Linked DNA regions of Homo sapiens: all the other regions are linked to region 1. A link is a contact called in ENCODE Hi-C data. All regions are on one chromosome and are shown on one strand. Each heading gives the region's core, a stretch centred on a gene start or an enhancer-like site at or near the end of the contact. The rest is flanking DNA. Distances are from core to core; before and after follow the strand shown. Region 1 overlaps COA1 (cytochrome c oxidase assembly factor 1). Region 2 overlaps PKD1L1 (polycystin 1 like 1, transient receptor potential channel interacting). Region 3 holds the start of RALA (RAS like proto-oncogene A).

Region 1 (3,395 bases), core at 539-3,038:
CCCTCCTCCATTAAATCAACAGCAGAGAATGAAAGTGCAAAAAAAGTCTGACAATGCTGGACGCACAGCCACAGCTTTCCCCACCTGTGAACCATCTGGTATTCCCCTTCCCTCTGTCCCTTCTTTATATAATCTCAGAATCTTGATGGAGCCCCTGTGTGTGCACTGGACTGAAAGCCCATCGTGCTTTGCTGGGCTTCTTATGCATATTAGTCCTGGTCCTTTTATTTGTACTCGTTGCTCCTGGAAAAACTGAGATTACAGGATACAGAGGAAGCTATAGCCAACGAAATGGTGGACTAGCCTTTAAAATCACCCTCTCCTCCTTTCTCTAATCTAAACAAAGCATCTCAAGTATTTCCTCTGATGGAGGAGCAGGAGCAGGCTAGGAGGAGGTCAGGCCGCAGGCGGCTAGCAGGATACTTACTTTGAATGAGGTAATACACAATGGCAAAGCCCCCGGCATAGAACACACCGTGGAAAAGGATCCTTGCTCCCAGAGGCATTGACCGCCTGCTTCCTGCATACTTAAAAACAAAAGATACAAATTTATTGTAGGATTCCCAGTTTTGTGCCAAGGGGATTTGCCCGGCTTGGACCCCTAAAGGAAAGAAGCATTAAGGAAGCCAGAAAGGAGGCCAGACCGCCCTCCCTCATTTGCTTCCTTTCCAAATGCCAGGGTTGGTTCTGAAGCCAAACTGAGTGCCCTCCTGAGGGTGCCCTCTCGAGAGTGGCCCATGTCCAGGACCCATGCTGTGGGGGCCCTGCCACCCCCAGCCAGCCCAGCACAGAGCGAGCATTCAGCCCACCATCCTGACAGACACAGCCCAGACTGTGTGCCAAGCCCCGCATGGCCAGGAAGCACAACCACTTTGTCTCAGGCCAACTGGTAAACAGGAAGCTTATCCTTTGTGGCAATGGCTGGTCCTGTAAGCCTGCGAATGGGCTGGAGCTGTCACTGGCTCCTTTCATATTTTGAAAAATGCACCACCCTTGGGATGAGGAAACTCTGGTTATGACTCAGGCTGAATGAACAGATGGAGGGATGCCAGCTCGGTAAATACAGCATACCATCCATCCACTCTTATAATATGTAAGAGTATCAAAATGAGTGTAAAGTTAATTACAGTAATGTGATCTGGGAAAAGTCATTTAGTTCTCATAATGAAAACGGTCAGAGCATCTCTGAAGAATGTATTAGTCAGATCTTGCTTAATTTGAAGAGAGCTCAACAGGGTGAGGCAGCCAGACTGGGTTATGGAGAGGTTCCCAGAGTGTTACAGCTTCCAACGCCAGCATGAGACACGAGAGAAAGACAGAGTGGGAAACAATGCAGAAAATGCCCATCCCTCCTGTGAAGTTAAAGCACAAGTGAACCCTAAAGACCAGGAGAAGCCCATAACTATTCAGGGAGTGACTTTCTTCTATTGTCTAACTCGAGAATACCCTGGCAGGTTCTAGTGGGGAACTTGGCCCTGGAACATTCCATTACCTTTTGCCACATCATAGCACAACTCTCTTGAAAATCATCAAAGGCAAGTTGTCCTGCAATTAGAAAAGATTTTACATTAAAATCATATTTTTAAAGCCCAGTTCTCTCTAGTCTCATACAGCCAAGATTTATTACCAACCCAAGCTTTAGAACACGAACAAGAAGTTAAAATTAAACTCTAAAACAAGCCTTGTCTGTGAAAGGCCCTGGTTTTTCCCCCTTCTGCTGCCAAATTAGGAAGAAAAAACAAAGCCTGCGGGTTTCCTGTCTGTGTCCTATGTAGTTTTTGTTACAGCAACCAAAGAACCGGTGTGCACAAGGGAGAACCGCAGACAGCAAGTGCTTTGACCACAGCACAAACACAGGGCCAATCAACAGGAGGCTGGACCTGCAGAAGCAAGATGCTAGCAATAAAAGCTGTACGTGACAGAGTGAAAACAGCACTTCAGAGTTAAAAAGAAACAATAGTACAGTAAACTTATACATGGACTTTAACAATATTGATAATACCTAATACTTCTGTCTCTGACTATTATGTGTCTTGTACTATTCTAAGCACTTTATATAATTCATTTAATTCTCACAACCCTTTGAAGTAGGAACTATTATCATCACGCTCATTTTGCAGATGAGTAAACTGAGGCACAGAAAGGTTAAGTAACATGCCCAAAGGTGCACTAATAAGTGAATAAGTGGTAGAACTGGGATTCAAATTCATGCAGTCTGGCTCCAGCATCTGCTCTTTCAACCACTGTGGTACACGAGCTTTAAGATATCTAATTAAAGCAATATTGAAATGTGAAAACAAACAGTGTCTCTGAGCTAAAATATATTCTTACTGTTCAGTGTAAAAGTCCTTGGCAGGCATGCCTTTCCTGCTATTTTTCCAGACAAGGTGGATACATATTTGTACCTTCATTCCTTCTTTTGTTTAGCAAACGGTTACTGAGGGTCTGATCTGGTCAGACAGTAAGAATATAAAAACAGTATCAAGATATAAGGAATTTTCCTTGGTCCTGAGGGGAATACAGACAATTAAACAAATAATTATAACATAGATCTATCACATGCAACTGCACGGCTATGCACTGCACAACCCTTGTAGGGCACCATGCACATTAGAGAAATCAAAGATTTGTATCTTTATTAAGACAGTTTGCCAACAGTTGGAAGTACTATAAAGTATCTTGAAGAAGGGATGGGGATGGTTGTCTTTTTCTAATTTGCACAAAGGTGCCTTTGGGCTAGCAGCAGCCTGGTTAGTGCAACCAGACATATGCACCAAGAGAGGAAGTAACACTCAGGAAGTGGTCAACCTTGCTGCAGGGCATCAGCGGAGGTTTCACAGAGGAAGTTTACCTTGAGAAGAGAAAGGTGAAAAGAGCAGAACAGCTTCAAATCCAGGAAATGACAAACAAAGGCAGAGTGAGCAGAAACAAGAACTGCTGAAGTGTAAAGCGCAGGAGAGAAGCCACAGGAAGCATGTCCAGAAATGGAGGGGTGAGAGCATAGTGGGTGATTACTGCTAAGAAAGACCCTCGACCCTGAGCTGTCGGACTCTGCAGATGAGGGGCTACAGAAAAATCTCTCTGGGACAGGGGTGGGCAGATGGGGGAGAGAAGGCAATGCAGCAGGACTGCCAGAGGACACCAAAGCCCAGAGCTAAGACCAAGGTAGCAAGTGTGCCGCAAAAGGGTGGTTTCTTAAAATACTTAGGATGGGTCTTATTTATTTACTTATTTTTATACTTGCTCATTCCAAAAAGGATGATGGAGCTAACAAAGATACATACTTTAGAAGAAAAGAAAATAGGTAAGGAAATGAAGATAAATGAAAAATAATATTCAGAAAAGAAATAAGGCTGAAATAAAGTTAGAGCACAATAGGACATACTGTCATTCAC
Region 2 (3,395 bases), core at 655-3,154, 4.3 Mb after region 1:
ACTTCATTAACAAAATAGCAGTGGACCCCTGCTGTGCGCCCAGCACTGTGCTGGGCACCAGAGAAGCAACAGCGAGGAAAGCAGACAGCTTCATCCTCCCAGGGCTCCTGTTCTGCCAGAGGAAGCCAGAAAGCAAACATGTAGCCATAACAGCATCTGCTGGGGGTCGTGCTGCGGAAGAATAGAGCTGCAGGAGGGATTCGTGCGGGGTCGGGACGGGGTGGGGGTGGGGGGGGGGGGCGCGGTGCTTTTTTATACACAGGGTCAGAGAAGGCCGCTGTGTGTGACGACATCTAAGCAGAGCTGGAAGAGGAGGAATGCAGAGCTATGCCGAAGGTGGAGGCACACCTGCTTCACTGCAGGAGCAGCAGAAGTCTCGTGGGGCTGCAGCCACAAGTGGGAACCAAGAGAGCACAGGAGGTGACCTCAGAGTTACGGGAGGCCAAGTGGGGTCAGACTCAGGAAGTGGAGTTTCATTCTGAATGAGATGGAGGGTTCTGAGCACAAGAGTGGCACGCTCCAATGCACAGAAGCAACAGTGTGGTTGCGGTACTGAAGAGAGCCTGGCAGGCAGGAGTGGCAGCAGGGGATCCACTCAGAGGGCTATGAGGATGGCAGGTCTTGATTGTGGAGTGAAGGCAGAGGGTGAACACCTCTGAGGCTATGGGGTGGCCGGGCTGGCTGCTGGACTGGAAGTGAGATGGAGCCCAAGAGAGAACTCAGAGACAATGCCACTGGGCTTGCTCGGCCTGTGCACACTGAGAGCTTAGGTGGGGTGGGGGCATTGGAGGGCAGGTGAGGGGTGCTGGGAGCCCATCTTGGTCATGAGGCCTCTGTTGACCTTGCATTGACCTGTGCAGCTCTCCTTGTGACAAAATCTCAATCCTGGTGGCACCAGGAAAGCAGGGAGGTGCCCACGGCACAGGAGGAGGGGGGACACTTTTGGCCTACGGGAAGCTGGCCACCTTGTTTCCTACACAGGACGCCTGTCCAGAGACAACGCCCCACTGTGGACATGATTACAAAAAGCAGCCACCATCCCTCAGACTGAGGGCCCAGGGCCTCACTCTGGCTCTTGAGAGAGCTGTTACCAGAAGTAGTTCCAGCCAGTTAAGAAGTTAGTATAGGTTAACCAACGGCCCAGCCCCTCCCTGGGATGTGCGCTCCCTGTGCTGTGGGCCTTTTACAGATTTGTAACTACAGGACATCAGGTGCTTCATCTTTCAGGAGAACAACACAGGAAGGTGTCAAGAAGGCCAGAGTGGGAGCTGAAAGATGCCAGCTCGTGCCTGAGTGCATACGCCTGGCACCTGCCCCTCTTCTGTGACGAGAACAGGGAACCCCTCTGTGGCCTCCCAGAGCAGGACCTGGGTAGATCCTGGCAGTTTCCTGAGGATGTGAAACCCAGGGGCTGAGACAGCTGCATGTACCTACAACCCCTAAAAGGCATGGTGCTAGTGAGCAGCATGGGAGACACAGGGCTTTGCAAGACACTATCCTATAACTATGCCCAATCAGCAAACTGCCCAGCACGTCCAGGAGCTGGTGTATGGCCCTGTGTGACCTTCGCCTGAGCCCACTGGGGCTGTAGAGAGCAGAGCGGCCAGAATGCAGCTTGGAAATGGGTCTCCCAGTCAACCAAAACCAGAGAGCCCCCTGATTGCACATTTCACCAGGACCAAGCCCTTTGGGACATGATGGTCAAATCCTAAAGGCATCGATCTATGCCCAAAGCTGAGGTCCCAGGTGGCTGAACCTTGGAGTCACCTGGGTGGGGTGGGGTTGAAGCACCATCACCCTGAGCCACGCCACAGCATGTCTGTTAGAATCTTCAGAGGCAGGGCTTGTGCATGGTTTTGTTTGGTTTCTTTGACTTTTAAGCTCCCTAGGTGATTCTGCATAGCAGATCTGCACCAAGTGTTCAAGAAGCATGAGGTCTGTTTGCCCCCTTGTGTTTGGAGGTGAGGGCACTAAAAGCCTAAGGAAGTCACTGTATGTGGCTATTTACATTGTGTAATGTGAGAAACGCAGGTAATATCACCTCCCCTCTAAAACACCTCTCCCCAACCTCCTGTTCTCAGAACCATCAGACGCTCATCTTACTAAATATCCTTCCTTGGGAACCTAAAAATGCCTCCTTGAACTTTCGCTGACAAAAGTGATGGCAGAGCAGAGAAAAGCTCCCAAACACAAACACTGTGGGTTGAGATCAAATTCATTTCAATATAAACTCAGATGGATGTGCTACGGAGGGGGTGGTTTAATAACGCTGCTCTGCATGAGGAATACTGAAAAATGAACTGCAGGAGAGTCTTTGCCAAGGACAGCAGAGGTTCTGGGAGCTTCAAAGAGAACTGGCTTCTTTAAATTTGAACTAGAAACGCACAACTCTGGGCTGTCTGTGCATGTCCCTTTGGAACCAATGCTTATTCTGGGTGAAAAGCATGTCTCACTCAGAAGTTTTCACTCTTCTCTCGGACCCCACCCACAGATGTGAGAGTCACTCCTCTCACGCTTCTCCTCCATCTCCAGGGCATTGCCCAGGCCTTCAGACCCAAGCCCTGTTAGCTACTCTGATAAACAGATGCAAGGGAATTCACAAACATCCAGGTAGCCCAGTCTTAATTAATAGGGGTCTTCAACGAGCTCCCCACACTGCGCAAGTTAAGCAGGGTTTCAGTGCTTTGGCTGCTGGAAGCCTTGTCTGTGCTGGAGCCATCTCGGGGCAGCTCCCACTCCCCACCTGGGGGACAGCACCCACTCCCCACCCCGGGGATAGCCCCCACTCCCCGCTTGAGGGGCAGCCCCCACTCCCCACCTGAGGGCTACCCTCCTACTTCCCACCTGGGAGGCAGCCCCTACTCCCCACCTGCAGGGCAGCCCCCACTCCCCACCTGAGGGCTACCCCTCACTCCCCATCTGAGGGCTATCCCCTACTCCTCTGGGCTGGGCTAGCCCTGCCTGCACTTCTTATATGTGGAACTATGCTCTGGAGCTGAATTAAGGCTTTATAAGTCACACTTGCTTCATTGGCACAAACACACATGATAGGAAAACAATCCCTGATGAATTCCTGATGAAACATGGAGGTGCTTTTTAGCTGTACTGTACATGTACTGTATTCAGGAAGAAAAGCCTAATTTCCCCAGATCCAGGAATACCTTCTGCCTGGAAGCTGATGAGGATGGGCTCTGTGATTCCCGGTCTTCTGCCTTTCCATTCAGAGCACACCAAGGACAGCCACACTTCCCATCACTCATAAGAAGCACATGATTAGCATAGACCTCTAGAGAAAAAAAAAAAAGCAAACATTCTGAAGACTGCAATGTGCTGGGAAGGTGAGAACATAAAGCTGGAGAAGCCCTAAGTTATACATAAGGTCAAAGCCACCTGGG
Region 3 (3,395 bases), core at 236-2,735, 4.0 Mb before region 1:
AACTCTTCCTTATCTTATTTAGTAAAATACACCCTTATCCTGCCCCTCCCTCAAAGCAAAACAAGGCATCATCATTGCCTCTTCCATTCTCCTATCTGGCAGCTGCCCCTAGCAACCAATTACCAGTTGATATGGCCTCTTGAATATTTTAGGAATCCATCTCCTTTGGATGCTCACTACCATTCACACAGGGTCCTTAAGTTTTCTCTTACTGGCTTCTGCAATGGCCCCCTTGTGGGCTCTCTGCTTATCCTTCTCTGCCCCCCCACCTCCACCCCCCCAAGTTATCTGTTCTCTACCAACAGAAGAATAGCTTAAATTGTAATCTGTCCACTCATTGCCTCACCAAGGCATAGACGATTCGTGATTTGGCTCCTGTTTTCTTCTCCAGCCTCATCTTCTTCAGCAACCTAAGTTTGAACTTCAAGACCTGTAATTATTACTCATTCTTCTCAACAAATTATTTGTCCCCGTGCTGCATCTCCTTTCTGTTCGGATCCGGATTTGCCATCCCACCCCTATTTTTGTAGTAGAAAATGCCTATTTATCTTTAAAACTCTAACCTACGTTAGTAAAGCTATCCATTCTTCACGCTGTACATCTTGATAAACCATACTTCCAATAGCAATGATTTGCTTTCATGTATGTCTGCCCACTAGACTGGACATTCCTTGAATGGCTCATACCAGGAATATAGTTGGTACTCAATTTGTGGGGAGCAAAGAGAGATAAGCGAATAAATGTCAAGACATAAGAATCTGTAGCTGCTAACTTAAATTTACGGATTTAGTGAAACTACTTCTCACAAGCTACCAAATCACAGTGCCATGGGGCCGCAAGATGATCTCAGTGCCACACCGACACCTGCAGAGTCGCAGGGGGGTCCGACACCCCTCAGAAAGAACTCGCAGACCGTCCGAGAAAGCGAATTCTCCAGGGGATCAGCAGTTAGATGAGGCCCAGGGCAGCCACGAGACCCTCCAGCCAGGGTAGGCGGCTGACCCGCCTCCTGGGATTTGGCCCGTGACAAGCCACGTCGCCAGCTCCGCTCTGAATACCCCCGGCCACGCCACACGAGCGGCCTCAACCCTGAGACGCCCAGGGAACATGAGCTGACCCTCTAGAAGCAAGATGGCGGCCTCCGCTCTCCCCTCCTTCCCCCAAGAACCCCCTCCTGGTCCCCAAAAGAAAGACAAGGACACCGCGGCAACGACGCCGAGATCCGGGAACCTCCGCGAGGCCCGCGGCCACTCCCGAGCCCCCGGGAGATGACTTCACCTCGCGGAGCTCAGAGAGCCGGGGGTGGGGCCGTCGGAAAGACAGCGCGGACAGCCCTCAGCTTGCAGGGGGCGGAGGCCGGGCAGCCTGCGCCCTCCGAGCCACTGTTCTGCGGCCCAGGCCCATGATCACCCTCCTCTCAGCCCACGGACAGGAAGTCGCTCCCCAGCTGCCCCGCCCCGCTCCCCAGCGCCCCGGAAGTGATCTGTGGCGGCTGCTGCAGAGCCGCCAGGAGGAGGGTGGATCTCCCCAGAGCAAAGCGTCGGAGTCCTCCTCCTCCTTCTCCTCCTCCTCCTCCTCCTCCTCCAGCCGCCCAGGCTCCCCCGCCACCCGTCAGACTCCTCCTTCGACCGCTCCCGGCGCGGGGCCTTCCAGGCGACAAGGACCGAGTACCCTCCGGCCGGAGCCACGCAGCCGCGGCTTCCGGAGCCCTCGGGGCGGCGGACTGGCTCGCGGTGCAGGTGAGCGATGCCCGCTCGGGCCGCCCGGGGAGGGACTGGGGCCACCCGGGCGGCGGCGGGGGTGTGTCCGGGCGGCGGCGGGCCGAGGCCCTGACGCGGGTTCGGGCTGCCGAGATTGCACATCCCACGTTCTGCCCGGGGACGAGCTGCGAGATGAGCCCGGCTGGAATCCGGGGCACCGCGTTCGCCGCTGTGGGGCGAGTGAGCCCCCGAGAGTGAGCGGCTGCGGAGAGGTCCCCTGCGCCCGGCAGCCGGTCTCAGTTGGCCTCGTCCGAAGGTCACCCCGCACCTTTCGTCCACGGCGCCCAAGTTCCCGCCCGGGCGGTGCCCGCGACCTGGGGCAACCCGCTGCCGCCGCAGTCCCCGCGCCTCACTCCACCCCTCTCCCCTCCTTCCCTTTCTTTCCACTCCTTGCCTGTGCTAGAGCCGCTGCTTTTTAAGCATCTCCGCCAGGGTTTTTTGTTTGTTTGTTTTGTTTGTTTGTGTTTTTTTTTTTTTTTGCCAGTTAAAGGAATGGTTTTTCAGACTTAAAGTCATTAGACTCTCCGCACTGAACTGAATACCTGGCCTTGGGCGCTTGCACAGCTTTAGCCCATTTTCAGGTAATCTAGCTTCTAATATGAGGAAGAGAATACATTTTGGGAGAGAGGTGTTTCCTCTGTGGTTCGTTTCTGAAAGATTTCCAGAAGTGGAAGATGTGATTGGCATGCTTTAGCCTGGATATATGTGTTTAAGTAGACGGGGGTGACGGCACACAGGGGTGGCAGTGTTGTTTCAGGATTTAGGGAGAATTAGGGAGTTAACTGGCCTGTGCTCGGAAACCTGAATGTCCAGACTTGTAAGAGCTCATCCAAGTGTGGCTGAGGTAGTGTGAGAAGTCCCGTGCCACGCCCTACGTGTCAAGCTGAAAAGCACCTAATTTACAAATTGTGTGGTGTGGGGGGGGAACAACCTTTATAAAACATGTATCATAAGTTAATTCTTTTCCAGAAAGTAAATTGCAACTTTAATCATATTCCAGAAATTGGATAACAGATTTCATTGGTAAACTCTTACAGTATGTTTATTAATGTATTTCAGTGTGTCTTATTAGCTCATGTTTTTCTGTCTCTGGTAATACAATATTATTCTAAACCGACTCCTGTATTAAAATAATACACTATTATTGTGAAGTATTATCTGACAACACCGTTTTTTGACCTTGGATTTCTTTAGGGCAGGAGCCATGTCCTACTTATGACTGTTTCTATGCAGTATGCCTTGAACATAGAAGCTGTTCACACATTTCTGCACTGAATGAATGAGTGTATAGGTTATCTCACAGTCACCATCCAGGAGTTGCTTATTTTTGTTGGGCTAGGCTGTTTGTTTTGTTTTAGGTTCTTGCCACTTACAGACTTTACTTCGTGTTTCATTCTTCAGCAGTCAGAGTTCTTTGCCTTCCAAAACTATCCTCCTCTGAAAGGTTAAAATTATATTAAAATTGTGCTGGGCATTATAACTTGTATTCTAGTGTTAAATGCTTACTACTTGAGCATATTCAGAGTTAGTAGGAAGAGACTGCCTGGTGATACACATCAAGTTTATGTTTGGGGTTGATAACTGTACCCTATCTTAATGAAAAAGAGGAAATTAGGAGTTACCATTGTTTGGATA

Evidence for each region. Hi-C counts contacts between places; a loop is a spot of excess contacts on that map. Pooled maps may share reads with other maps.
Region 2: a loop to region 1 is called in a map with no recorded cell type, with 21 times the contacts of the local background. The contact joins two enhancer-like sites. A Hi-C loop is called at or near these places in 2 of 37 single-sample maps with no recorded cell type and 3 of 50 pooled maps.
Region 3: a map of naive thymus-derived CD4-positive, alpha-beta T cell shows a loop between it and region 1 (15-fold over the local background). The contact joins the promoter of RALA here to the enhancer-like site in region 1. A Hi-C loop is called at or near these places in 2 of 168 maps with a recorded cell type or tissue (naive thymus-derived CD4-positive, alpha-beta T cell and transverse colon) and 7 of 50 pooled maps.

What each region holds. Positions count from the first base shown.
Region 1 is chr7:43,647,108-43,650,502 of GRCh38, forward strand. It overlaps COA1 (cytochrome c oxidase assembly factor 1), which reads right to left. Exons shown (of 6, transcript NM_018224.4): 2 at 1,493-1,545; 3 at 428-527. The coding sequence starts at 1,507. Among named protein-coding and RNA genes, the nearest start is that of STK17A, 66 kb to the left of the region's middle. RefSeq lists enhancers at 1-564, 863-1,157, 1,427-2,288, 2,931-3,020. Within about 2 kb of position 1,789, at least 40 of the 41 ENCODE cell types and tissues checked have a DNase peak (open chromatin) inside an H3K27ac peak, as active enhancers do; they include transverse colon, where a contact is called at or near this core.
Region 2 is chr7:47,937,032-47,940,426 of GRCh38, forward strand. It overlaps PKD1L1 (polycystin 1 like 1, transient receptor potential channel interacting), which reads right to left. Exons shown (of 57, transcript NM_138295.5): 3 at 3,162-3,286. Among named protein-coding and RNA genes, the nearest start is that of PKD1L1, 9.7 kb to the right of the region's middle. RefSeq lists enhancers at 615-694, 1,145-1,314. Within about 2 kb of position 1,905, at least 4 of the 41 ENCODE cell types and tissues checked have a DNase peak (open chromatin) inside an H3K27ac peak, as active enhancers do.
Region 3 is chr7:39,622,087-39,625,481 of GRCh38, forward strand. RALA (RAS like proto-oncogene A) reads left to right here and starts at 1,486. Exons shown (of 5, transcript NM_005402.4): 1 at 1,486-1,739. It overlaps LOC107986785 (a long non-coding RNA gene), which reads right to left and starts at 1,391. Exons shown (of 2, transcript XR_001745175.2): 1 at 347-1,391. RefSeq lists an enhancer at 1,362-2,209 and silencers at 1,536-2,045, 2,640-2,689.